Regions from separate parts of the Homo sapiens genome. Here region 2 is linked to region 1. The links are chromatin contacts, found by Hi-C or POLR2A ChIA-PET in ENCODE. All regions are on one chromosome and are shown on one strand. Each heading gives the region's core, a stretch centred on a gene start or an enhancer-like site at or near the end of the contact. The rest is flanking DNA. Distances are from core to core; before and after follow the strand shown.

Region 1 (3,161 bases), core at 405-2,904:
GGTTTTTAACATATTCTAAAAACATACCCCAAATAACCTCAATTCTATTGACCAAAAAGTACAGTAATTACAAATTATAAATCTCTGTATAAGGCACTTACATAAAACCAGAAATAATGTTTCTATACAAGGAGAGGACCTCTAAAATACATGTAAAATACGGAAAGTGACAAAGCAAAATTCAAGACTTACACATATGAAGACAGTGAAACAAAAGAAACAAAGCCATTTTCAGGATACGCTACAGAGCTATGAAATTATCACAATTAGTCTCAATCTAAACGTCTAAAGGACTTTAAGTTATGGGATAATTAACATATCTGTTAATATCATCTTTTAGGAAATCCTTTAGTATAGAAACTTGGTTTGTATTTAAGCCTCTCAAAATAAAGTTAACTCACTGTTTCCATCTACTATTTAACATGTAACTCACTGTTTTCATCTGCTATTTAACATATAAATCCTGGAAATTCTTAGTTTACTTCCAATCATTAACCCAAATACTGCATTTTTAAAAATGTCATATTCAGAGCACCCAAACTAACTGGCTGTTTAGATTAGTCCCACAGGCAGCCCCAGCCCCACCCAGGTACCCACACCCCCTGCAACCTTGATCACATCACCATCAGGCTCAAGTCTGTACAGGACCCATTTCAAAGACCACTCCCAACCCCCCCTGTTTTTACCACTCTGACTTAAAAAACAAGCCTTTCTATTGAAAAAAATTGAGAGACTACAGTTAGACAGTGAATTAATTACAAACAAGAACTAAGTACTGCAGACAAACTACCAATGAGCTTACTAAGAAGTCTAAAAGTGAATCAGCTAAGACAAGATTCCACAGCAAAGTAACCAATGCCTCTGACTCTGCCTCTCTAATGTGTTAGTGTTCAAACATCAATAATTCCTTTCCAAAAGCCTATCAAACATATAAAATATAGGACTTTTAAAAAAAATCTTCAGGCTGGGCGCAGTGGCTCATGCCTGTAATCCCAGCACTTTGGTAGGTCCAGGCGGGCGGATTATGAGGTCAAGAGATCGAGACCATCCTGGCTAACATGGTGAAACCCTGTCTCTACTAAAAATACAAAAAATTAGCTGGGCGTGGTGGTGGGTGCCTGTAGTCCCAGCTACTCAGGAGGCTGAGGCAGGAGAATGGTGTGAACCCAGGAGGCGGAGCTTGCAGTGAGCCAAGATCGCGCCACTGCACTCTGGCCTGGGCGACAGAGCGAGACTCAGTCTCAAAAAAAAAAAAAAAAAAAAAAACATCTTCAGGGCCCCAGTTTTTATTCAAACTACAAAGACTATATATTTTTCAGTGAGTTGGGTGAGCAGAGCAGAAGAACTACAAGTGAAGTTTCAGATAATGTGCTAATAATTAGTCCAGTAAAATCATTCAACATAAGATGTTACAGAGAATTATATCTTCTTCATATGCTCATAAGATGTTTTAAGACAGTTGGAACAGCAAAAAAAAAAAAAAAAAAATCGATAAAAAAGAGGAAAGCACCTCTTGGTAACACATTCAGAGGAGCAATTTTGCTCAAAAGAAATGCCAAGTTTCAAGATATTTGTTAACCTGCAGCTATTTTAAGGCAGGCCAAGGCTGCATTAGTGCTTGTCACACAGCTTGCTCCCAACCTCTTGGCAGTTCTCCAACACATTCCAACATTTGATGCACAGCCTTGCTGGAATCACGTCCCACTTATCTCTAAAGACAACCAAGTAAGATGTTGCTGCATTACACAACCAACCTGCCATTTATTCCCATCAGGTCACTTTGCACAATGCCTGACTGAAAAAAAAAAAAAAATCAGACCACCATCTGAGTGAATGGAGCTTAGTCCAAAAAGATACAAGTCACACTCAGCCAAAAAATATGTATCAGAAAACTGCTCAACCTGGGGAGAAATGTCATGCCTTACTGCCCAAAGAAAGGTTAAGCACTCACCAAGTAAGGAAGGAGAACTGATACCAAGGGAAATGAGCAAGATCAACTAAAGATGGTAAACCTTAGAACCTTACTCATGCCACCACTGCCTACATTCTGTTCTTTTTGTTTGTTTTCGTAGAGACCAGGTCTCACCATGTCGCCCAAGCTGGTCTCAAACTCCTAGGCTCAAGCAATTTTCCCACCTTGGCCTCCAAAAGTGCTGGGATTACAGGCATGAGCCACCCCACCTAATCCCTACATTTTGAAGATTATTAATTGAGTACATTCTAAAGCAGGGGTGTCTAATCTTTTGGCTTCCCTGGGCCACACTGGAAGAAGAAGTGTCTTGGGCTATACATAAAGTAAAACACTAATGATAGCTAATGAGCTATAAATATCACAAAAAATATCTCATAATGTTTTAAGAAAGTTTACAAATTTGTGCTGGGCCACATTCAAAGGCTGTAGGTTGGACAAGATTGTTCTAAAGGATAATCTCAGTATTTAATGAGCCCCATTAACTCTGCGAAAAGAACAGTGTGGGGTTTGAGACAGGTTCTTTCTACTCTGCCCAGGCTAGTCTTGAAGCCCTGGGCTCAAGAGATCCTCCCACGTCAGCCTCTCAAGTAGCTAGGATTACAGGCACATGCCACCCTGTTCTGGTGAACAGAACAATTTAACATAGCAATACATCCTCTAAAAGTCAGTGTACTCTCTAATTTTTAATATTTGGCAAAAACGAAAAAAGCCCTCTTCAGAAACAAAATGGAATGTTTTTTGAAGCCATTCAAATGCTGCTACATTCCATTCTTGCTAAAAAACATATTTAATTAGCACATTTGAGACTCACGCTCTGCACAGCTGCACAACATTCCAGAGATAGGCCAGCTACCGATACACTCTTTACATGAAATACCACTGACTTTAAAAGTTGAGGAGACTGAGAAGCAGTTCTCAAGTATGACTCACTAAAGATAGGTTTATTTCACGTGAACAAAGTTTCCTTTAACAAGAGTGTAGTCCAGTGAAAATACATACTATAATTAAGAATAAAAAATGCATGTACACATGTACCAATAAAATATTTCTTCACAGCCGGAAAAAATATATATAAAAAATTCAAATGACAGACAAGAATAGTCTCCCTTTGAAACAAGACGATACATCAGCCTTCTCTCTAATTAAACTTTTACCTTTTATGAATTAAGCAAGATTTCTAGAACTAGGA
Region 2 (3,161 bases), core at 335-2,834, 180 kb before region 1:
ATGCAGGTTGTGAAACTGTCATTACGTGCATCAATTTCAGCTTTGATGCCTTGATGATTATTCATTAAGAGTTCAACAGATGATACATCCCTAAAATTAGACAAACGATGCCTCCGTTAGGAGATCAAGCTTTTCAAAAAATGTGTAGGTTTTAAAACACACAATTAATTTGAAAGAAACTGATGGCCTTGAAAGAAACTGATGGTCTTTCAGGTCTGAATCACTCCCTGAGCTTAGGCTGGGCCACTGGAGCCAAAGCACAGTGACAGCACAGTTCAGTACCAGCCAGGTAACCAAACTGTAGAATATGGCTGCTTTTGTTTTTGTGTGTGTGCCTGAATAATTCAAAATGGTTGCTAGGTGGGTGCCAGAAAAAGCAATGGTTTTCTGTTCAAACTTTTACTTTGAAATGCAAGTCAGAAAGACTCTCTTCTAGAAAGTAGAGAAGCAGCAAGAGGTGCCGCAATCGCACCTTGATGAGTTAGCTGTCAAAGATTCAGGATGGCCATATCAAAGAGCAGCTAATACGGTCTCCTTATTCAGACACAAAAAGATACACAGGATGGGAACTAGCCTAGACAGCAGTGACCAGCATGGATCAAAACCTACTGATCCTGATCCAGGAAATACAACTGCTTCAAAAAAATATATATCATAAAAAATCCCTTTTATTGCAGCATAGTTTCTCAATTACAGTGGGGGCTGGAGCTGGCAGAGGGGTGAACTGGAGGTTAAATATGTACCTGTGTGTTCCTCTATTAACTTCTCTTCACTAATTTGCATGAAACAAAGCCAAAGATATAGGACAAATATTAAATAATAACCCAAGGACACCATATTAAAGCAGATGTTGAGGGTGACACCTTTAGTAATGTGCATGGAAAGGGATAGAGTGGTCTTTAATCCAAAAAGCAGGCACAGAAAAATAACTCAGAAAAGTCATCTCATTGCAAAGACGGGGCAGTTAGTCATGTCCAAGGTACGTGGCTACTTGAAGCCCAAGGTCCTACTTCAAGCACATATGTGGGCAAGAGGGCCTGAGTGACTGTGGGTCAAGGGAGCCAGGAGTAGGGAGAATGGGACAGGCTTTGATAACCCCAGGCTCCCACATTCCCTGGTGATGGTGTGCACGAGCCAAGTGCACGAGGCAAGCAGTGGTGCCGCACTCCAAGCACCGCCCCACCCCCACTCTGGCCTTGAAGCGCTCAGGCAGGAACGCTTTCAAGGCTCCTGCTTCTCTCTGGAAGACTCCTGTGTTTTAACCAAGCGCCAATAAGTCCAATTTCCTTTGGGCTGAAAGCGTTACCTTGGCTTCTCCTGGGCCTCGATCTGCCGGATGACATCCTCCATCCAGAGCATGAGGTCGCGCACCATGCTGAAGAAGCGGAACTTGTCCCCTGTGTCCACCAGCCGCACCCTGCGGCTCTCACAGGCGTCCAGGAGGGACTTCCAGGCTTCCAGGACCTCGTTCTCGCGCTTCTGGATATCGTCGGCCTTGTCACCCGCATAGGCCGCCTGGAGGCGGGCTGCATCCTCCTGCAGCTGCCTCACCTGTGAAGCCATGTAGGGGATGAGCCAGGTCAGCCCATGGCGGCCTTCCCACCATCACCCCAAGCCCTATTCTGTTCTGCTCATACACTAAAGGGAGCACAGAGTCAAAATATGGCCCATGCCCCTTAAGGAGCCCTCAATTTCACTGGGGAGATCCAAGTCACAAAAACCCGTTTTCTATAAATCTGTTCAACTACATTATTAAGTTCTTTATGAATGATAAAACAAATGAAATGCTACAGGAAGACAGGCAGGAGAGTTTAGTCAGGGAAAGTCCCCTGGAGGCAGCCTGGGATATCTGAGTGGGACATATTCAGATACAGTCCAAAAAATAAATACCTAATCTGCTATCTCGGGGTAAAGATAAATGTTTTTATGATGAATGGGAAACTGCCATGAAGAGCACATTTTGAAAATGACTTCTCATTGCTATGTGAATACAATGTATGTATCGCCTGTAAGAGTTCTCACCGTGGGACATTTACACTCAAAAAGTATAAAAACGTGGCACCCTATGTGGTTAAAATAACTAATTAACGTTAAAGAAGGTGAAACTTGAAATAGCCAAATTTCAACAAAAACCTTGCAAAACTAAAAATATACATTGAGAATTGTGATTTGGTAAATGGAGCCAATGGTACACTTCTACTTACATCTACATATTTTGGTTGAGTTATCTTTTTCAGCTATGACAGTCATAAATAAAAGAAAGAAAGAAAGAAAGAAAGAAAAGAAAAAAACCAACAAACCAACACAGAAACTGGCATGAAGAAAACATTCAGAAAGCAGGAAATGCAAATGGGTCTTAAACATGAAAAGATGCTTCATGGAGATACTGTAATGTGTCATCTATTAGTTGGCAAAAATCCAAGTGTGATGATATATTTGTCAGTGAGCTCATTCTCTGTAGACAGGAGTGTAACAGACTACAGCTCCTACAGAAGGTAAATGGGCAGTACCCATGAAAATTATAAATGTGGTACCTTCTGATTTTATGATCCTACTTTGGGGAATTGATCCTACATATACATTCTTGCATATTTAGGATACGAAATATGCATAGATTATTTACTGCAGCAGTGTCTGTAAAAGCAAAAGACTGAAAATAAAGTGACTATCAGTGAAGGACTGGTTAAATTAATGATGGTGCATCCAGCAGGAGACTCCTGTGCAGCCATGAAAAAGAATGAGGAAGGGCCTCTGTGTAGTCACATGAAAAGCACACCAAGATGACAATGAAGTGGAAGACAACGTGCATAATATTTTTCTTCTGTAAAAACAAAAATAAGATTACATTCTTACCTTTTTTTTGGGGAACGGTATATGTCTTTAAAACTGAAGCTAATAACTGCAGCTAATTTTATAGTTAAATTTTCTCCTCTTACATGCCTTATATAAAGTATGTAACATCAGTAGTGCCATACTTGTGTACAATGTCTAATTAAAGGCATACACATATAGGGGAATGGACACACAATCATCACGTACTGATAAAGCTGCGTGATCAAAGAAGTCCGCAGACAACTGTCCTGGATTATGAGAGCTTTTAGATGTCTATGAGAGTAGAATATGGAGAAATGCTAAGTGGGGTAAAAGGCGGGGGGGTACGG

The links. A loop is a pair of places that touch in the nucleus more often than their neighbours do. ChIA-PET counts read pairs that join two places held with the same protein, here RNA polymerase II (POLR2A). Pooled maps may share reads with other maps.
Region 2: a loop to region 1 is called in a pooled map, with 1.9 times the contacts of the local background. The contact joins two enhancer-like sites. A Hi-C loop is called at or near these places in 2 of 168 maps with a recorded cell type or tissue (gastrocnemius medialis and sigmoid colon) and 2 of 50 pooled maps. POLR2A ChIA-PET finds 5 or more read pairs at or near these places in 1 of 52 experiments (K562).

Annotation. Positions count from the first base shown.
Region 1 is chr2:54,470,128-54,473,288 of GRCh38, reverse strand. All of the region lies in intron 1 of SPTBN1 (spectrin beta, non-erythrocytic 1), which reads right to left. Among named protein-coding and RNA genes, the nearest start is that of SPTBN1, 15 kb to the right of the region's middle. Within about 2 kb of position 1,654, at least 6 of the 41 ENCODE cell types and tissues checked have a DNase peak (open chromatin) inside an H3K27ac peak, as active enhancers do.
Region 2 is chr2:54,651,999-54,655,159 of GRCh38, reverse strand. It overlaps SPTBN1 (spectrin beta, non-erythrocytic 1), which reads right to left. Exons shown (of 36, transcript NM_003128.3): 27 at 1,307-1,551; 28 at 1-90. Among named protein-coding and RNA genes, the nearest start is that of SPTBN1-AS2, 26 kb to the left of the region's middle. Within about 2 kb of position 1,584, at least 2 of the 41 ENCODE cell types and tissues checked have a DNase peak (open chromatin) inside an H3K27ac peak, as active enhancers do.